2 separate regions of the Homo sapiens genome follow, and region 2 is linked to region 1. Evidence: read pairs that join two places in POLR2A ChIA-PET (ENCODE). Cell type or tissue: Caco-2. All regions are shown on one strand. Each heading gives the region's core, and the rest is flanking DNA. Links, peaks and the distances in the headings are about the cores only.

Evidence for each region. Peaks named below come from ENCODE experiments on the same cell type or tissue, not always from the same donor. Only the 100,000 strongest peaks of a DNase experiment are listed, where the experiment ranks them.
Region 2: POLR2A ChIA-PET joins it to region 1 with 11 read pairs; 3 of 35 experiments call an interaction of 5 or more read pairs at or near these places.

Annotation. Positions count from the first base shown.
Region 1 is chr4:39,964,784-39,975,891 of GRCh38, reverse strand. The region is part of intron 2 of PDS5A (PDS5 cohesin associated factor A); the gene reads left to right. It also overlaps the pseudogene PABPC1P1. Among named protein-coding and RNA genes, the nearest start is that of PDS5A, 7.6 kb to the left of the region's middle. RefSeq lists a silencer at 4,809-5,103. In Caco-2, for the core only: no CTCF peak of the experiment used is centred there; a DNase peak (open chromatin) is centred at 4,921.
Region 2 is chr4:40,541,729-40,552,836 of GRCh38, reverse strand. It overlaps RBM47 (RNA binding motif protein 47), which reads left to right. Exons shown (of 7, transcript NM_001098634.2): 2 at 8,331-8,415. Among named protein-coding and RNA genes, the nearest start is that of MIR4802, 45 kb to the right of the region's middle. RefSeq lists a silencer at 1,720-1,809. In Caco-2, for the core only: a CTCF peak has its summit at 1,827 (motif pointing right); DNase peaks (open chromatin) are centred at 1,756 and 6,086.

The sequences.
Region 1 (11,108 bases), core at 1,747-9,746:
TCAGCTAATTTTGTTTAAGCATGGCAGTCCTAAGGTTAAGGTTTTAAATTTCAACCTCATGTTTGTTAGTTTTTTTGGTTTCTGTTCCACTGACATAGATTGTGGCCAGAATCTTAACAAATAAGTAATATTCTTCTTGTAGGAACAGCTTGAAGCAGTGGTTCTGAGTCAGGGCAACTTTGACCTCCAGGAGATGTTTGGCAATGCTGGAGACATTTTGGTTGTCACAATTGGTGCTAGATTGGAGTAGGGGAAGACCAGAGGCAGTGAGTCCGGCTAGGAAACTGTAAACAGTAGTCTAGGTGAAAGACGTTGAAATCTTCAGGTAGGGCTATGGCATTGGTAATAGTGACTAGGAAATGATTTAACAACTTTTCAGAGTTAGAATCAATCAGAATTGGTGGGAGGTGAGGGAAGCAACATTGTTGACAATGTTTCCACCTTGGGCCACTTGGCCAAATGTATTTTAGGGAATGAGCTTGGCCTCTTGCTCTTGGAGCCCAGTAAATGTACCTAATGTTGCATTTTAATGAGTACAGTATTTAAAATATTCCTGTGGTTTAGTTTTCAGACTCTTAATTTGGTTCTGCAATTTGTTGCCTTTTTGGAAGGAATAAGACAACAGTTCCTTTCATTAAAACAAATCTGTGTGCGGCGGCGGGATCTCAGCTCACTGCAACCTCCACTTCCCAGGTTCAAGCTATTCTGCCTCAGCCTCCCAAGTAGCTGGGACTACCAGCGTGTGCCACCACACCCGGCTAAATTTTTTTTTTTTTTTTTTTTTTGAGACGGAGTCTTGCTCTGTCACCTAGGCTGGAGTGCAGTGGCGCGTCTCGGCCCACTGCAACCTCCACCTCCCGGGTTCAAGCAATTCTGCCTCAGCCTCTCTAGTAGCTGGGATTACAGGTGCCTGCCACCACGCCCAGCTAATTTTTGTATTTTTAGTAGAGATGGGATTTCACTATGTTGGTCACTTTGGTCTCGATCTCCTGACTTCGAATGATCTGCCTGCATCGGCCTCCCAATATGCTGCGATTACAGGTGTGAGCCACTGCTCCCAGCCCCTTTCATTAAAACAAATCTTGGGCCTGGTGTGGTGGCTCCAGCCTGTAATCCCAGCACTTCGGGAGGCCGAGGCAGGCAAATCACCCGAGGTCTGGAGTTCTACTAAAAATACAAAATTAGCTGGGCGTGGTGGCGCATACCTGTAATCCTAGCTACTGGGAGGCTGAGGCAGGAGAATCGCTTGAACCCGGGAGGCGGAAGTTTTGATGAGCGGAGATCGCGCCATTGCACTCCAGCCTGGGCAACAGGAGTGAAACTTCATCTCAAAAAAGTAAAATAAAATAAATAAAGCAAATATTGATACTAAAGATTATACATGAATTGAGCTGCTTGATTGATGCTTCTAAAAGTTACACTGTTTTGGGAGTGAGAAATTATGAAATATAAAACTTAAACAATTGATGGATCGTTAATATTTATTGTTTTCAAATTAAGAATATTGAAACCTTGAATTCTAATGTTGGATAATTTGGTTAAAAAATGGAAAGTTGATGTGTTAGCAACCGCTCTGTTGACATGACTCATGGAACCTGTGAAGAAGCTGGTCTCATAGTATTAAGTGGTGGTATAGGAGCAGCTTGGGGATAGCACCTGGCATATTGGAATGGATGAGGTCTGGCACCCTGAGCAGTCCAGCGAGGACTTGGTCTCAGTAGAGCAGTTTGGCTAGGAGGAGAGTATGCAGCACGGTTTTTATTTATTTTTGAGACAGAGTCTCGCTCTGTCGCCCAGGCTGGAGTGGGTGCGATCTCGGCTCACTGTAAGCTCCGCCTCCCGGGTTCACGCCATTCTCCTGCCTCAGCCTCCCGAGTAGCTGGGACCACGGGCGCCCGCCATCATGCCCGGCTAATTTTTTGTATTTTTTTAGTAGAGACGGGTTTCACCGTGTTAGCCAGGATGGTCTCGATCTCCTGACCTCGTGATCTGCCCCTCTTGGCCTCCCAAAGTGCTGGGATTACAGGCGTGAGCCACCGCGCCCGGTCTTGCAGCACGGTTCTGAGTCTGTGGAATAGCTGCCATGAAGTAACCTGAAGGAGGTGCTGGCTGGTAGGGGTTGATTACATGGTTGGGCACAGCTCGTACACTTGCCATTCTCTGCATATGCTGGTTAGTGAAGTGAGCCTGGCACTCTTCTTTGCGCTGAGCTAAAGCTACATACGATGGTTTTGTGGCCACAGTTCTACCGTTCATTTCTGTAACTGCTTTAGTGGCTTCTTCCGGGAAGGAGAAACATACGAAACCAAACCCTTTGCTGTGACCACCCTCCATCATAGCCTTTGCACTAGTGATTGTACCAAATGGAGAAAACTCTTTCTGGAGACGTTCATCATCAATACTATCATCAAGATTTTTCACGTAAATATTAACACCCTGGTATCTGCTGGCTGCAGCTACTCCTGCTGTCCACACCGTTCCACAGTATAAATATGCTGCGGGAGTTCGCAATCCTCAGCAACATCTTAATGCACAGCCACAAGTTACAATGCAACAGCCTGCTGTTCATGTACAAGGTCAGGAACCTTTGACTGCTTCCATGTTGGCATCTGCCCCTCAAGAGCAAAAGCAAATGTTCATATGCTCGAGAGTCCAGAGTCACTCTGTTCTAAGGTTCATGAAGCTAGCTATATTACAAGCCCACCAAGCTAAAGAGGCTACCCAGAAAGCAGTTAACAGTGCCATTGGTGTTCCTGCTGTTTAAAATTGATCAGAGACCACGAAAAGAAACTTGTGCTTCACCAAAGAAAAATATCTAAACATCGAAAAACTTAAATATGGAAAAAAAAATTGCAAAATATAAAATAAATTTAAAAAGGAAAGGAAACTTTGAACATTATGTACCGAGCAAATGCCAGGTCTAGCAAACATAATATTAGTCCTAGATTACTTATTGATTTAAAAACAAACAACAAAAAAAACCCCACAAAAAATAATAAAATATAAAGACAAATTAATGTTTTATAGATCCTGGGAAAAATAATTTTCAGCAAAGTACAAAAATTTAAAGCATTCCTTGTAATCTTTACTGTGGAATAGCTCAAAATATCAGTTCTGTTTTAAGTAACAGAATTGATAACTGAGCAAGGAAGCGTAATTTGGATTATAAAATTCTTTTTTTAATAAAAAATTCCTTAAACAGTGAAAAAAAAAAAAAGGAAAGTTGTGGTTGGGTACAGGGGCTCATGCCTGTAATCCCAGCATTTTGAGGGCTGAGGCAGGAGGATCATTTGAGCCCAGGAGGTTCAGACCTGGGCAACATAGACCCTGTCTCAATTTTATTTTTATTTTTTATTTATTTATTTATTTTTTGAGACGGAGTCTCGCCCTGTCGCCCAGGCTGGAATGCAGTGGTGCAATCTTGGCTCACTGCAAACTCCGCCTCCCGGGTTCAAGCGATTCTCCTGCCCCAGCCTCCCAAGTAGCTGGGATTAGAGGTGCGTGCCACTATGCCCAGCTAATTTTTGTATTTTTAGTAGAGACGGAGTTTCACTATGTTGGTCAGGCTGGTCTCGAACTCTTGACCTCGTGATCCGCCCACCTCGGCCTCCCAAAGTGCTGGGATTACAGGCGTGAGCCACCGCGCCCAGCCAACCGTGTCTCAATATTATTTTTTTAAGGTGTGTTGGGAAAGTTATGACTACTTATGTACATTTTCTGTTTGAAAATCGATTATCAGAAGTACTGTTAACTATAAATGGACATACAATCCAGTGGAGAATGAGCATCGAGTTTGATTATCCATTTGTTATGAGTTCTTTTGGAAGTTAAAATCGACGTTCATATCAACCAACTTCAATGTCCTACTGCCAAAATGTTTTCTGAAAAATTCTTTTGATTTTGTATTTCTTCTGCCTTCCTTTCTATTTTGACTTTGTACTTAATTAGGGATCCTTCTTTAAAGTATTATGTCTCATTGGAAATGTAGATTTTTAACAATACTTAAGTATTTTTGAAATTTTGTTTTTTTATTAGAATCTTAGTTATTGATAATTTTATAAATTCAGGAGTTTATTATTATTATAACATAGCAACAGTGTTGAAATGCTGTACAAACACAAAGAGAGCTTAAGCCCGGACGCAGGGGCTCATGCTTGTAATCCTAGCCCTTTGGGAGGCCAAGGCAGGTGGATCTCTTGAGCTCAGGAGTTCGAGACCAGCCTGGCCAACATGGTGAAACCCCATCTCTACTAAAAATACAAAAATTAGCCAGGTGTGGTGGCACACCTCTGTAATCTCAGCTACTCCTGTGGCTGAGGCATGAGAATCACTTAAACCCAGGAGGCAGAGGTTGCAGTGAGGCATTATGCCACTGCACTATAGCCTGGGTGACAGCAGAGTGAGACTCTGTCTCATTAAAAAAGACCTTAAAGGCAGGCCCGGTGCGGTGGCTCACGCCTGTAATCTCAGCACTTTGGGAGGCCGAGGCGGGTGGATCATGAGGTCAGGAGATCGAGACCATCCTGGCTAACACAGGTGAAATCCCATCTCTACTAAAAATACAAAAAAATTATCCAGGCGTGGTGGCGGGGCCTGTAGTCCCAGCTACTTGGAAGGCTGAGGCAGAATTGCATGAACCCAGGAGGCGGAGCTTGCAGTAAGCCAAGATCCCACCACTGCACTCCAGCCTGGGTGACAAAGCGCGACTCTGTCTCGAAAACAAACAAACAAAACAAAACAAAAAACATCTTAAAGGCAATTACAAAGGAATTCAGCGGTGTTTGGTCCTGTTCTCGTCAGTTTTCAAGAATGGAACAAGGCTGGGTGTGGTGGCTCATGCCTGTGTAATCCCAGCACTTCAGGAGGTCAAGGTGGGAGGAACACTTGAGCCCAGGAATTTGAGATAGGCCTGGGCAACATGACAAAAACCTATCTCTACAAAAAATGCAAATATGGTCGTAGCTACTCAGGAGGGTGAGGTGGGAGGATCACTCAAGCCCAGGAAGGTCAGGGCTGCAGTGAACCGTGATCCTACCACTGCACTCCAGCCTGGGTGACCGAGTGAGACCTTGTCTTAAAAAAAAAAAAAAAAAAAAAAAAAGGAACAAGCGGTTTTACAGTGGAACCATAATCTTAGAATTAGAAGGATCTTAAAGGAAATTCTGGAACCTCCTCTTACTTCACAGATAATGAAAGTTAGGCCAAAGTATTCAAGTAACCTTTACCAAAATCAGTCACAGGGCAGTTTAGTGGCAGAGGGCAGGGGCAATAACGCCATATTTACTTTGGTTGTTATATAGTTGCTTTCTTCTAAGGAATCTAAACTAAGTAGAACTAAAAAGTTGTAACTTTTATCATGTAGTTGAAGACATTACAGTGAAATGTGAAGAGAATGAGAGTGAGTTTGGTCTTTTGTAGGGAGAAAAAGGACAGCTTTTTTTTTTTTTTTAAGCATTTGAGAGAAACTATTGTGAAGCTTTGAAGCTTCGTTGACAATAATTCTTAGAGTATGTCTTTGAAAGAGCTAAGATATGTTTTCCTATACTAGAGCTTTTCATTCCTGTTTCCAGGGCATTACTTTACCTATTTTTGTTATGTCAGGCCACAGTGGTCTTCGGTTGGTTTCCTGAACATGCCATGTTTATTTCTGTCTAGACAGGTTCCTTACATTAAATAGCCCATGTGTTCATTTGTCATTCATTTGTTACTTCTTAAGGGAAGCCTTTAAGGTTCTACATTACAGGCTGGGCGCGGTGGCTCACGCCTGTAATCCCAGCACTTTGGGAGGCCAAGGTGGGTGGATCACGAGGTCAAGAGTTCGAGACCAGTCTGACCAACATAGTGAAACCCTTTTTCTTGGAGCCGAGATCACATCACTGCATTCCAGCCTGGGCAACAGGGCGAGACTCTGTCTCAAAAAAAAAAAAAAAAGATTCTACATTACATACCCTTCAACTCCTTCATATTACATTTATCCATACATTTATTTGGTTTGTCTCTTTAGCTTCTCTGTAAACCTTATTAATACAGATACCGTGTCTGTTTTTCATTCCTCTCAGTGCCAAGCTTAATGCCTGGCACATAATTGGGTGCTGAACAAATACTTGTTAAGTGAATGAATGAATATTTTGTATTAATACTGAATTAGAGAAATATTTTTATTTTTGAAAGTAAAGGATAATTTGAAAAAATTTCAAATTGCAGCTAAGGACTTTCCTTTTTTTTGAGACCAAGTTTTGCTCTTGTTGCCCAGGCTGGAGTGCAATGGCCTGATCTCGGCTCACTGCAACCTCTGCTTCCTGGGTTCAAGTGATTATCCTGCCTCAGCCTCCTGAATAGCTGGGATTATAGGCATCCACCACCACGCCTGGCTAACTTTGTATTTTTAGTAGACACGGGGTTTTACCATGTTGGTCAGGCTGGTCTCGAACTGGTGACCTCAGGTAATCCACCCACCTCGACCTCCCAAAGTGCTGGGATTAGGGCGTGAGCCACTCTGCCTGGCTAGGACTTTTCAAACTAAGGAGTTTGTGTCTTAGAGATGGTAACATAGGTACAGTACTTAGAATTTTGGAGTCAACAGGTAGTTCAGAGGTTATGTATTTCTGTTCTAATTTTTCAGGTGAAGAAACTGACCATTTGATAGGTTGTGAACAACGCTAGTCACCTAAAGCTGAAAAGTGTCATTAACTTCTGCTACTTAGATAATAGAAGTTACAATTATATATTAATTGACAAATATTAAAACCATACTAAAGTTAGCTATGTGGAAGGATGGCCAATAGTTTAGTATCATTGTTACATTAAGAATCACAAATAGCTGGCACGGTGGCTTACGCCTGTAATCCCAGCACTTTGGGATGCCTAGGCGGGCGGATCACCTGAGGTCAGGAGTTCAAGACCAGCCTGACCAACATGGAGAAACCCCGTTTCTACTAAAAATATAAAATTAGTTGGGTGTGGTGGCACATGCCTGTAATCCCAGCTACTCAGGAGGCTGGGGCAGTAGAATCCCTTGAACCTGGGAGGCAGAGGTTGCAGTGAGCCGAGATCACGCCACTGCACTCCAGCCTGGGGGACAGGGCAAGACTCTGTCACGAGAAAAAAAAAAAGTAAAAGCATACACTGAGCAAGTGATTTTTTAAAAAATTCATATTACAGGCCGGGCACAGTGGCTCATGCATGTAATCCCAGCACTTTGGAAGGCCGAGGTGGGTGAATCACCTGAGGTCGGGAGTTCGAGACCAGCCTGACCAACGTGGAGAAACCCTGTCTCTACTAAAAATATAAAATTAGCCGGGTGTGGTGGCGCATGCCTGTAATCTCAGCTACTCAGGAGGCTGAGGCAGGAGAATCGCTTGAACCCAGGAGGCGGAGGTTGTGGTGAGCCGACATGGTGCCATTGCACTCCAGCCTGGGCAACAACAGTGAAACTCTGTCTCAAAAAAAAAAAAAAAATTAATATTATAATTAAGTAATCTAAGCACCATTGCACTCCAGCCTGGGCAACAAGAGCGAAACTCCATCTCAAAAAAAAAAAAAAAGAATCACAAATAGCCATCCTCCCATATAGTTGTGGGTTCTGAAACTAATACAGGGTTCACATCTAATAAGTGACATTTAAAATACACTTATAGGTCTGGTGTCCTCTGGCTTATGCCTGTATTTCCAGCACTTTGGGAGGCTGAAACGGGCAGATCACTTGAGCTCAGGAGTTTGAGACCAGCTTGGGCAATATGGCAAAACCTCATTTACAATAAAAATTAAAAAAATAAAATACACTTATAAATAGCTGTGCAAATTCCATAAAGGGCTTAATGGAATTAAGTTAGTTATGTAGTATATCCTATATCATGGATTACTACAGAGCTATTTACTATACACATACTTTGTTTCTTTCTTTCTTGCTACTTTGGAGGTAAGAGGGCCTTGATAATTATTGGTGTTTTTTTTGTTTGTTTGTTTGTTTGTTTTTAAGATGGAGTCTCTCGGTCTGTTGCCAGGTTGGAGTGCAGTGGCGCAATCTCAGCTCAGCCTCCTGAGTAGCTGGGACTACAGGCTTCTGCCACCACACCCAGCTAATTTTTGTATTTTTAGTTAGAGACGGGGTTTCACCATGTTGGCCAGGCTGGTCTCGAACTCCTGACCTCATAATCTGCCTGCCTTGGCCTCCCACAGTTCTGGGATTACAGGAGAGAGCCACTGTGCCTGGCCTTTTTATTTTTATTTTATTTATTTATTTTTTGAGATGGAGTCTTGCTCTGTCGCCCAGGCTGGAGTGCAGTGGCGCGATCTTGGCTCACTGCAACTTCCGCCTCCTGAGTTCAAGCAATTCGCCTGCCTCAGCCTCCTGAGTAGCTGGGGTCACAGGCGTGCACCACCAGGCTTGGCTAATATTTTGTATTTTTAATAGAGACGGGGTTTCACCATGTTGGTCAGGCTTGTCTCGAACCCCTGACCTCGTGATCCACCCACCTCGGCTTCCGAAAGTGTTGGGATTACAGGCATAAGCCACCACGCCAGGCATTTCTTGATTTTTAAACGGAGGGATGGATAGAGTGAAATTTGTTTCTTTTCTTTTCTTTTTGAGATGGAATCTCACTCTGTTGCCCAGGCTAGAGTACAGTGGCAAGCTCTTGGCTCACTGCAACCTCTGTCTCCCAGGTTCAAGCAATTCTCCTGCTTCAGCCTCCTGAGTAGTTGGGATTACAGGTGCGTGCCACCACACCTAGCTAACTTTTTATATTTTGGTGGAAATGGAGTTTCATCTTGTTGGCCAGGCTGGTCTCGAGCTCCTGACCTCAAGTGATCCACCCACCTCGGCCTCCCAAAGCGCTGGGATTACAGGCGTGAGCCACCACACCCAGCCTGAAATTTTTTTTTTCTTTATTTTTTGAAAGGGAATTTCACTCTTGTTTCCCAGGCTGGAGTGCAGTGGCAAAATCTCAGCTCACTGCAACCTCCACCTCCCAGGTTCAAGCAATTCTGCCTCAGCCTCCCGAGTAACTGGGATTACAGGCACCCACCACTACACCCGGCTAATTTTTTGCATTTTTAGTAGAGACGGGGTTTCACCATGTTGGCCAGACTGGTCTTGAACCCCTGACCTCAAGTGATCCACCCAGCTTGGCCTCCCAAAGGACTGAGATTACAGGCATGAGCCACCATGCCCGGCCTGAAATTTGTTTCTTATATTCCTCTCTTAACTATCTGATCTCAGAGAGCAGTGCTCCAGACATTAATACAGCTACCCTGGTCTGCTATATTATTCTGTCACAGAAACAAATAAAAATACCTACTGTTTTGTTGCTAAGAATTCGAAAAATTAAGTAGGGTTTTGTGAAAGTATCCTCGTTTTTTCCCACCAGGTGTATTTTCCTTATATTTTCTCTAATCTTTCTTCCTGTATCAACCATTCTCATCTGGCCTATTTGATGGTTTAGTGGGAATTAGGATATGGTGGAATTGATATTAACGTAGGGCCATCCCCCTTTCCTCACAAACCTTGTTAGAGGTGATGAACAGATTAAGGGCAGGACGGCCATAATTCTTTCCCTTTGCTTTCCTCCAGGAGGACCCCTGAAGTACTGGTTTGGTTGTAATTATTTTTACTTCCATGAATGATTTTTATTTATCCCTCATTGCTACACAGTGTGATAATTTTGCATGTAATTAAGTATATAATTTTAACTCTGAGTTCTGTTCATATGTTTTAATATTTGTATTGCAGAAGATTCTGCTCAGAACATTAAAAATTAAATGGGGAGGCAAGATTTCTTAAAATCATGTCCTAAAATAATAGCCAGTGTACATTTGTGAAGGGAGGCTTAGTGCAGTATAGTTCTTATTTCAGACTTCTGTTTGTGTAGAACTGTTCTGGTTATCTGTTGCTGTGTAACAAACTTTTTAAAAGGTATTTTAAAATTTTCATTATGGTAAAATATACATAACATAAAATTTATCACTTTAATCATTTTTAAGTGTACAGTTCTTTGGCATTAGGTACATTCACATTGTTGTGAAACCATCACCACCATTCATCTCCAGAATTTTTCATCTTCCCCAACTGGAACTCTACCCATTAAACTCTTAACTCCTCATTTTTCCCTTCCCCAGCTCCTGGCAACAACCATTCTGCTTTTTGTCTAGATGACTTTGACTTACTCTCCACTTGATCTTAGCCAAAAGGCTCAGAAGCGATTACCTTACTCTCAAATAATTGAAATCATACAATATTTGTCATTTTGTGATTGGCTTATTTCACTTAGCATATACCTTTAAGGTTCATCCGTATTATAGCATGTGTTATTACTTCCTTCCCTTTTAAAGCTGAATAATATTCCATTGTATGTATGTACCACATTTTGTTTCTCTGTCAGTGAACACTTGAATTGTTTCCACTTTTTAGCAATTGTGAGCAACTTTTCTTATTGTCTCACAGTTTTGTGGATCGGGAATTCAGGCAGGGTTTAGCTTGCGTCTGCTACACATGGCTACTGGGCTCACTCATTGGTATTCAACTAGTGACTAGATTGGTCTAGATGATCCACAGTGGCTTTACTTAAACGCTTGATACCTTAGTGGGAACAGCTGAAAGGCTGGACCCAGCTGGGTTCTTTTCTGTAAGATGTAGTTTTAGGGTTTTCCACATAGTCTTTCTAGCAGAGTAGTTGGGCTAAGGGTTCCAAGACACCATGGAGGAGGTTGCCAGAAATTGGTCCAGAAATGGCATTATCACCTCTACCTTACTCTATTGGTTAAAAGAAAGTACTGTTGTCATAACCCAGCTCATACTCAAGGGGAGAAAAAAGATGAGCCTTACCTCTCAATAGAAGCAGGAAAGAATTTGTAGCCATGATTAGTCTACCACAGGAGCTCTTGTGACAAGTCAAAGTATGCTAACCATGTGTACTTTTAAATTATTATTTTATTATTATTATTATTATTTTTTGAGACAGAGTCTTTCTGTCACCCAGGCTGGAGTGCAGTGGCACGACCTCGGCTCACTGCAACCTCTGTCCCCCAAGTTCAAGCGATTGTCCTGCCTCAGCCTCCCAAGTAGCTGGGATTACAGGCATGTGCCACCATGCCCACCTAATTTTTATGTG
Region 2 (11,108 bases), core at 1,177-9,176, 580 kb before region 1:
AGTGAGTGCCAAGGCAGGAGAAGAGGATGAGCTGGTTTGTTTAAGAAACGGCCAGAAGGCCAGTGGTATAGCCAGCACTGTGAGGTTGATGGAGAATGAACAGCAGGGAATGGAGCACAGCCAAGCCACGCTATGCAGGCTCCTAGAGGGAACCTGGGGAAGGACTCTGGATTTTATTCCAAGTGTGAGGACATGCCATTGGAGGGTTTTGAGAAGGGAAGTGACGTGACCGTGTTTAAAAAGAAAGATTGATCTATCAGAATGTGGATTCGGCAGCCATATACAGAAATGAGTCTACCCCTGGTTCAAATTAATTTAGCCCACCTGCTACTGCAGGATCTGGACTAGATGAATTTTTAACACGTCAATAGTTGAAATACAGAGCCCATTTTTATTTATATCCTTTATCTTTTTATTATTTATTTATTTATTTATTTTTGAGACAGAGTCTCACTCTGTCGCCCAGGCTGGAGTACAGTGGCGGGATCTCAGCTCACTGCAACCTCCACCTCCCAGGTTCAAGCAATTCTTCTGCTTCAGCCTCTTGAGTAGCTGGGACTACAGGTGCCCGCCACCATGCCCTGTTAATTTTTTGTATTTTTAGTAGAGACAGGGTTTCACCATGTTAGCCAGGGTGGTCTCCATCTCCTGACCTCGTGATCCACCTGCCTCAGCCTCCCAAAGTGCTGGGATTACAGGTGTGAGCCACCGCACCTAGCCCCTAAATCCTTATCTTTAAAAAAGTCTTAGGGCCTCTATGTTTTTCTTTTAAACAAGGTCTTGTATAAAGATGGATTGCTCTCTAGAAGAGAAAATGTTTCCAGTTTTTGAGTCAATGCCTGTGTCATCTTTTGTCTTCTTTTAGTGTAACTTTTGAAAATTATGCTGTGGCTATGCAGTGACTCATACCTGTAATTCCCAGCGCTTTGGGAGGCCAAGGCAGGTGAATCACTTGAGGTCAAGAGTTCGAGACTAGCCTGGCCAACATAGTGAAACCCTGTCTCTACTAAAAATACAAAAGTTAGCTGGATGTGGTGGCACGCTCCTGTAATCCCAGGTACTTGGGAGGCTGAGGCAGGAGAATCACTTGAACCCGGGAGGCGGAAGCTGCAGTGAGCCGAGATCCCACCACTGCACTCCAACCTGGGCAAGAGAGCGAGACTCTGTCTCAAAAAAAAAAAAAAAAAGAAAAGTACGCTATTTGATTCTCCCTCCCTCCCTCTTCCTTGTGTACTTCCTTCTTCCCTCCTTTCCTTTCTTTTTTAAAAGTGCTTGTTATTTTATTAGAGATCTGGATTCTGCTTGCCAATGTTAATAAAATGCAGGATTGTTTTTATTAGGTACTATTTGTTTACTTTGTTTTGTTGTTTTCTTTCTTTGTACAAAGATATCTTGGGAATATTGAATATATTCACAGATGGTAGAATCGGAGTTTGCAGTTCTGCTTTCTTTGCCCTGACCTTGTTTGAGACGTGCTTGCTTCTGATATGCTGATTCCACGTTGCAAAAGTGAAAGTATGTACTAAAGGGCCTTAAAATTAAGCAGCAAAGTAAACAGAGATTAAATTGTCTTTTGAATTTGTCAGCCTCGAACCATATGTATTTTGTGGCCACCGTATTTTCTTCATTCTTTTGTAACTGTGACCCAAGCCCATAGTGATGTGTGTATACCTCTCATGTAGAAGCAGGTCAGAACATTCACTCTCAGTTACCTTGACAAATATTTGTGGGCAGGCTGGGCTTGCTACCTACACAGCTTCCTAACAGCCCACTTTTGTGCTCAGGAAATATATCAGAACCACAAGAGGGCAGCTTGTTCAGTGAACCTAGGGGTAAAAAAGTGCTGTTTGTTAGTTACAGGATAATGAGAGGGGGAAGATGTCTAAATTTTTCAAAATGTTTCTTGCATAAGGAAGTTTTTTTTTTTTTGCATTCCTTGACAGTTTCATCTATTCAAAGAGAGAATGATTTTGGAAATTAAAAGTTTTAAGACGAGTTTCTTCATGCATATCTATTTTTTCCTTCTCTGGAATATAAATACCCATTTCCCCTTGAATCCCTTTTTCCTCTATCTTCCGTCCCTTCAATCTTTATTAAGGTATAATTTACATATGATAGGGCCAGGCGCGGTGGCTCACACCTGTAATCCCAGCACTTTGGGAAGCTGAGGTGGGCGGATCACTTGAGGTCAGGAGTTTGAGACCAGCCTGGCCCACATGGTGAAACTCCATCTCTACTAAAAACACAAAAATTAGCCGGGCATGGTGCTGGGCACCTGTAGTCCCAGCTACTCTGGAGGCTGAGGCAGGAGAATCACTTGAACCCAGGAGGATGAGGTTGCAGTGAGCTGAGATCATAGCACTACATTCCAGCATGGGCGACAGAGTGAGACTCTGTCTCAAAAAAAAATTACGTATGATAAACTTCCCACATTTTCAGTGGTGACTTTTAACACATGTATCCAGCTGTGAAACCACTACCCCAATCAAGATGTAGGAACTAACATCTCTGGAAAGTTTTCTCATGCCCCTCTGCAGTCAGTCTCCCCTCGAAGGCCCCACATCCCCTTTAATCTTTAATCGTTGAGAACATTTTACCTGACACAAAGCATTTTATAACTTTAAAGTAATGATCATGCACAAAATTTATGGTCTTGTGTAGGAGACCATGTGAGAATTCGGGAGAGATGCAAGGAAATCAAACCCAGCTTCGTTCCAAGACAGCTCTGTTGGGTTTGACCCTTTGTGGCTGTGGTGGTGGTTATCCTCTGGCTAATATTCATGGAGAGGGAGAACTGTCATTAACTGAACAATCATTAATTTCCCATTTGTTCTTTAATATTTATTTCTGCTGTATTTAACATTTATTACTGCGCACGGTGGCTCACACCTGTAATCCCAGCACTTTGGGAGGCCGAGGCGGGTGGATCACAAGGTCAGGAGTTCGAGACCAACATGGTGAAACCCTGTCTCTACTAAAAATACAAAAATTAGCCAGGCGTGGTGGCACACGCCTGTAATACCAGCTGCTTGGGAGGTTGAGGCAGGAGAATTGCTTGAACCCGGGAGGCGGAAGTTGCAGTGAGCTGAGATTGCGCCACTGCACTCTAGCCTGGGCGACAGAGTGAGACTCCGTCTCAAAAAAAAATTAGCTGGGCATGGTGCCACACACCTGTAATCCCAGCTACTTGGGAGGCTGAGGCAGGAGAATTGCTTGAACCCGGGAGGCGTAGGTTGCAGTGAGCCGAGATCATGCCACTGTACTCCAGCCTGGGCCACAGAGCGAGACTTCATCTCAAAAAAAAAAAAAAAACGAACAAACAAAAAAAACATTTATTGCACCTATGTACTCGTATTATTTAACTTAAGGAATCCTCCCTCTAAGGGAAGTGCTATTATTATCCTTACTTACAGACTGAGGAAAATAAGAGGGAGACTGAGGTACTGGCTGGGCGTGGTGGCTCACGCCTGTAATCCCAGCACTTTGGGAGGCAGAGGCAGGTGGATCACTTGAGGTCAGAAGTTTGAGACCAGCCTGGCTAACATGGTGAAACCCTGTCTCTACTAAAAATACAAAAATTAGCTGGGCACGGTGGTGCGTGCCTGTAGTTCCAGCTATTCGGGAGGCTGAGGCAGGAGAATCGCTTGAACCCAGGGGGCGGAGGTTGCAGATTATGCCACTGCACTCTAGTCTGGGCAACAGAGCAAGGCTCTGTGTCCCCCCCCCCAAAAAAAAAGAAACTGAGGTACAGTCATGTGTGGCTTTTGATTGATAAAAAGAATGAGTAAGGTTAGTTTCCTGATGAGGATAAGTGAAATTAAAAGTTTCTTAAGAAACTCATTTTCTCATTGATCATAATAATATGTACCCAGGCCAGGCACAGTGGCTCATGCCTGTAATCCCAGCACTTTGGGAGGCCAAGTTGGGCGGATCACTTGAGCTCAGGAGTTTAAGACCAGTATGGCCCACATGGTGAAACCCTGTCTCGGCTAAAAATACAATAATTAACTGGCATGGTGGCATGTGCCTGTAATCCCAGCTACTTGGGAGGCTGAGGCAGGAGAATCCCTTGAATCCAGGAGGCAGAGGTTGCAGTGAGCCGAGATGGTGCCATTGCACTACAGCCTGGGTGACAAGAGCAAAACTCTGTCTCAAAAAAAAAAAAGTAATATGTACTCAGATTTAAAAGCCAGGGCTTCTCTTTCCCTACATAATGCCCTTGGGCAGTGTCACCCGTGGCTGCAGCTGAACGCCATGATGACTGACCTTGACCGGCAAGCATCCCTATGTCTGTTTCCCTATTTCCTGCCTTCTTTGTCTCCAGACAGGTCGCCCTGCCTTTAGCCCTCCTCTGCATTGTGGTCAGAGTGATCCTTCTAACATGCAGTTCTGGTGATGTCACCTTCCTGATTAAAATTCTCCGATGGCTCCCTCGGCAATCAAATGTGGGCTCCTGGTTCCTTGCCTTGGCAGCGGCACGTCCTGTTGCTCTCCCCTGCCCGTCTTCACCCTGGCTGTGCTCAGCTCATTGTCGTTCTCCAGAGATCCTGTACGCTCTTATGTCCCTGCACCAGGAACTGACTGTTCTGTCTGGAAAATGCCCTCTTGTCTTTCAGATGTGTCTGCCGGGTAAACTGTTATTCATCCTTCAGGACTTGGCTCACATGTTCCCTGATTGACACAGACATGGGATCATCTTCTTCCCAGCTTCCAGGGCCCCTTGTGGATTAGAGCTGGTGTCACGTTGTTTTATAATGGTCTCGTCCCAACTCTGTGCTCCACTAATCTGTACCCTCCTGGAGGGCAATGACTTTGTCTTCTCAACTTGACATTTCTAGCCCAGCTCAGCACCTGGACTCACTATCCACACTGTAATACCACAAAGGCAGAGAACATATTCACCACTGCTATTGCCATTGCCTGGCATAGGGCCTGGCCTGTAGGAGGCATTCATTTCATATTTGTTGAAAGCATTAATAATGGGTGTTTTTAAATATCATACTGTAATGGTTTAGCTCAGGAATTGCAACCTGAAGGGCATCATCAAGCCATAGCCGTCTTTTGTATGGCCTCATAGTATTTTAAGTTTTTTGAATTTGATACCTTTGGATAGAGCATGTGCTCTCCTGTTTACCACTGTTTAATTGCACAGTTAATCCACTCTGATTATCATGCCCTTGACCTCCTTACTCATCTGCGACTCATCTGGTCCTGGGAGATGAGGTTGGGGGATGTGGGGAGGGGCAGTGTATTTCTTTGTTTAGGCTGCCATAACAAAATACCATGGACCAAGTGGCTTTAACAGCAGACATTTATTTTCTCATGGTTGTGGAGGCTGGAAGTCCAAGATCAAGGTGACAGCAGGGTTTGTTTACCTGGAGGCTTTTCTGCCTGGCTTGCAGATGGCTGCCCACTCACTGTGCCCTCACACAGTCATCCCTCGGTCTGTGTTGTCTGTGTCTGAATTTCCTCTTCTTATGAAGACACTGGTTATATTGCATTAGGGCCCATCCCCGTGACCTCATTTAATCTTAATTACCCATTTAAAGACCCTGTCTCCAAATATAGTCACATTGTGAGATACTAGGGGTTAGACCTTGAATTTATGAATTTGGCAGGGCAGGGAGGGGCACTGTATATCCTAGAACAGGAAGAGACATGAACTCTCTAGTACTGTGGTCTGTTCCTTGCATCTGATTCCTGTTTTATAACATGTCACTAAAAGGGAACCCAGGAGCTAGCAGAGAGAGCAGTTTGTTCACTGAGGCACAATTTGGATGGTTATAATATGCACCTGCTCAAACACCTGATCTCTACTCTGGTCCCTTTGATCTTGGTACCATATTCATGTTTCTTAAGCAGCTAACATTTAGTCAGAATGCCAGGTAGAACTTAGGTGCTTTTCAGTTTGGAAATCCATACCCTTTTTCATTCTATCACTCCAAAAACTGATGTGTGGGCTGCAGACTTTATTTGCCAAGGGTTAGGTGGACAGGAGAGGTAAAAGCTGTATAATGACATGGCACCACCTCCATTTGCTGTAAGCAAACAGCCAGGTCCTTTATTACCCTTGAAACAGGCACTCGTGACACAGGTTGGACTCACCGAAGCAAGTCAAATGCCAGGTTTCTGTGGGTCAAAGTTCCTTCCAGCACTGTATGTTAATCAGAAGCTCAACCTTAGTTAATTTGGCCATTGCATTGGGAAGAACTTTGGAACAAATGATTACTGAGCTGGACTGCAGGAGTTAGCATAGCCCAGTATTTTCTTATCCAAGAGGTACGTTGTAGTCTTTCTTGGAGGGGATCGCAGGAATGAGACATTTGTCACAGCTTTATTTATTCTTGGTGGAACAGTAGTATAATAAAATCTTCTACACTGAACCTAGCTAATCAAAAGTATTTACTTGCTGTAATCCCAGCACTTTGGGAGGCTGAGGCGGGTGGATCACATGAGGTCAGGAGTTCAAGACCAGCCTGACCAACATGGTGAAACCCCATCTCTACTACAAATACAAAATTAGCCCGGAGTGGTGGTGCATGCCTGTAATCCCAGCTACTTGGGAGGCTAAGGTGGGAGAATCACTTGAACCCGGGAGGCGGAGGTTGCAGTGAGCTGAGATCATGCCACTGCACTCCAGCCTGGGTGACAAGAGGGAAACTCCATCTGGAAAAAAAAAAAGTATTTACTTAAAAATATGAAACTGAATTGTTAGAGAATATTATTTGTGTATAGGCAGAAAAGCCAGCTGTAGAGGGCTTCCAAGGTGAAGGAACATTTAAAACTAACACAACTCATAGTGATTTAAATGATTTTGAATTTAATGTGCCTCTGCAGAAAGAATTTTAAATGAACATAATAATCATAGCCGCCCTTCATTGAACATTTTCTCTGTGTGCTAGGCCCCAAAGGCTTCATATCTCTTGTCACAATGTCTCCAACAAATGGGTACTATTAGGCCCATATTAGATGAGAAAAACTCAGAGGTTCAGAGAGGCTGAGTAAAATGCCCAAGATCAACCAGCTAGCAAGCAGTAGAGTGGAGTTTCGAGCACCTGGTCAAACCTGTGAGCTTCCCCTCCCTGTTAGTCCACTTTTTATACATTTCCTCTTCTCTCCCTCTCTTTCTCTTTTATTTATTTATTTATTTATTTATTTATTTATTTATTTTTGAGAAGGAGCCTTGCTCTTGTTGCCCAGACTGGAGAGCAATCGCGTGATCTTGGCTCACTGCAACCTCCGCCTCCCGAGTTCAAGCAGTTCTCCTGTGTCAGCCTCCTGAGTAGCTGGGACTACAGGTGCCCACCACCACGCCTGGTTAATTTTTGTATTTTTAGTAGAGATGGGGTTTCACCATATTGGTCAGGCTGGTCTTGAACTCCTGACCTCAGGTGATCCACCTGCCTCGGGCTCCCAAAGTGCTGGGATTACAGGTGTGAGCCACTGCGCCTGGCCTCTCTCTCTCTCTTTTAAAGACAGGATCTCAGGCCGGGCGCCGTGGCTCACGCCTGTAATCCCAGCACTTTGGGAGGCTGAGGCGGGCAGATCATGAGGTCAGGAGTTCGAGACCAGCCTGACCAACATGGTGAAACCCCGTCTCTACTAAAAATACAAAACATTAGCTGGGCATGGTGGGGCATGCCTGTAATCCCAGCTACTTGGGAGGCTGAGGCAGGAGAATTGCTTGAACCTGGGAGACGGAGGTTGCAGTGAGCTGAGGTCTCGCCACTGCACTCCAGCCTGGGTGACAGAGCGAGACTCCGTCTGAAAAAAAAAAAAAAAAAAAAAGGATCTCACTCTGTTTTCCAGGCTGGAGTGCACGATCATAGCTCACTGCAGCCTCAGAACTCCTAGGCTCAAGTGATCCTCTCGCCTCAGCTCCTCCAACAAGCTGGGACCATGGGCGCCCAGCTAATTTTAAATTTTTTTGTAGAGATAGGCTCTCACTATATTGCCCAGGTTGGTCTCAAATTCCTGGGCTTAAAGTGATGCTCCTGCCTCGGCCTTCCAAAGTGCTGTGATTACAGGCATGAGGCTCTCCTTTCTCTCTTTGTCATAGTAAGATTTTCTTTCCTTGAGTGTCTTTTAATTAATATGAAACGGAATAGTCTTGCAGAGCTGGCAAAATGATGTGACCAGTGGAGATTTCCTATATTGCCTGGTTATGTAGCTTCCCTTGTAGTTCCAGGCACACACAACGGCCTGTGATAATAGCAAAACACCATGTTCCTTCTTCTCACCCGCTCTCCCAGTTCCATTTAGTGATCACTAACTTTGGACTTCTCAATACCAGCCTTTGGGTCAGTAGTGTTATTTTTTTCATTTCACAGCTCAGGTAACGGAGGCCTTGGAAAGAGACTCTGCGTCAGGTCACCCAGCAGAGATCAGCAATCCTTGGCTCACTGAGGAGGTTTGGTAAGTTGGCATCATCTTCACCATGACTCAAATGCACATAACCCGGTGGCGGGGGAGAAAAGTGGGTGAACATCACATAGCGACATCAAAATGCTAATCCTTGCCACCCCCCTTTGTTTTTGTTTTTACAAACGTATTGTTGTTGTGTTTGTTTAATTTACTAGGCCAGAGTGCCCTGTATGTTTGTAAGCACAAATGTCCTCAGAGGACTCCCACAGCCAAAAAGAATGACAGAGGTGTATTTGAATGATTTCAGTGAAACTCTTTTAATACTGATTTCATGAAAATGTCTGGTGGTGGGTTCTTCCTGTAGCATTACTGCATATCATCAACTAGAATGCATCCCCCGCCCTTCACACATACAATTTAACATGTCTGAAATTCGGTGCACCTTATGCAAACAGGTCTGGTGAAATACAGCATTTCTCTGATAATCCCCAAATGACCAGCATTAAGTATTCCCTACCTTCTATTTTTCACACAATACAAATGTTTTTTTTTTTTTTTTCTTTTTAGAGGGTTGAATTTTTAAGGGTAAGAAATGCATAGTCTGATGAGTAGATGATTAGTAAGAAGTCTGTGCTTACCAAAGAAAGAATTTAGGTTTCCTTTTTTGTTTTTGTTTTTGAAATGAAGTCACATTATCACCCAGGCTGGAGTGCAGTGGCACGATCTCGGCTCACTGCAACCTCTGCTCCTGGGTTTATGTGATTCTCCTGCCTCAGCCTCCCGAGTAGCTGGGACTGACTACAGGCACGCACCATCACACCTGGCTAATTATTGTATTTTTAGTCGAGATGGGGTTTCACCATGTTGGCCAGGCTGGTCTCAAACTCCTGACCTCAAGTGATCTGCCCACCTCAGCCTCCCAAAGTGCTGGGATTATAGGCATGAGCCACCACACCCAGCCAGAATTTAGTTTTCTAATACTGAAAGAAAAACTTTTTTTTTTGGTGACTTCATATGATAGTCTTGAGATGAGCACCCCAAGGACCTTGTAAATAGTGGGCGCTGGCACTCAGAACAGCCCATGTGAGATAATGAAGCAGCCTTCCAGACATAAGATCCCAGAATCAGACACTTATCCAAGGTTCCCCTCCTGCAATCAGCGGGTAGGAGTTTGCAATGAAAACACTCCATGCTATGTCCCAGAGTGACTCGTTCATTTATCCGTGAAAGCAGAGTCCAAATCCATGTTCATGTTAAATGTGCAGAAAAATAGCATCTTGAGAGTTAATGCCACAGAATGGGCATGATTCCCTAAGCCACATTTGCCTGATTGAGACAGACTTTAACATTTGCAAAACCTCCATGTTATGAGACCCTATAGGTGATAGTACATGATCTGTAGGGATACAAGTAAATCCATTAACAAACATTTTTTGAGCACCTGCTATGTGCCAGGCTCTGTGCTAGGCTCTGTGCTAGATGTAGCATAATTAAGAAGTAATTAGGACAGAAAGGATTGCTGTCCCCACAGGGCTACTTTAGTAGTCACAGAAGATATTAAATAATACATTAACAGAGTAATGAGTGGGCTGATGAAGAACTGTAAGGAGTTAAGAGTCTAAAACAAGAAAACCTAAGCTAGCCAGAGTGGCTCACGCCTGCAATCCCAGCACATAGGGAGGCCAGGGTGAGAGGATCACTTGAGCTCAGGAGTTCAAGACCAACCTGGGCAACATAATGAGACCTGTCTCTACAAAAATTTAAAAATTGTCATCCCATTCTCTACTGGAAAATAAAAAATTAGCTGGGTATGCTGGCACGCACCCATAGTCCCAGCTACTTGGGAGGCTGCAGTGAGAGAATTGCTTAGGCCTGGGAGGTTGAGGCTACAGTGAGCCAAGATTGCATCACTGCAGTCTAGCCAGGGCAACAGAGCAAGACCCTATCTCGAAAAAATAAATAAATAAAAACAAGAGGACCTAACATAATCTGAGTCAGGAGGTGACTATTGGGAAGGTTGCTTGGAGTTTGAATGGCATTCTAACTGAGACCTGGAGGATAGGCAGAGGGGGATTGGAGACAGGCGGCAGTGGCTACATTAAACAGCCTTTGCAGGGGCCCAGTATGGAGAGAGTGTTGGGGTCAAGGAATAGCATGAGCTATGGGGGGAAAGGGAAAGGGAGAGGGAGAGGCTTCAGAGAACAGGTGTCTCTTGTAAAATGAAAACTTAGTCAAATTTCTGGAAGAATCTTTAAAACCTCTTAAAGAGATTGATTTCAGACTGATGATCAGATTTTTTTGTTTTTGTGGTTCAGACAGAAATCTTACCTTGTGTATCAGCATTATTCCCTAGAGTTAGAGCCCAAGTATTGCTCCCCTGCTAATCCTTTGAATTCTCCCCAAATCTATGTTCTTAATTTACCTCACCTACCTCCCCAAGGAAGGTAATCAGCTTCTAGTAAGAGGTGGTTTTCACAGACAATGTGTCCACATTTCTTTGTCTCTGCATCCTTGATGGCATCCAGGAAAGGTGATCATCGACATAGTCAATGTATGTGTACGATTCTCCCACCAAGGGCAGGATTTAAAAAATAATGCTTTAAATAGAATGAACAGAGGCAGCTACTTGAACCAGCTACTTGACTCTACTTGTGCTTTGAACGTGTGAGATTCTCAGGTTTCAAACCTTAGTGCTCTGTGTTGACATTTTCTTTTTCTTTTTCTTTTTTTTTTTGAGACAGAGT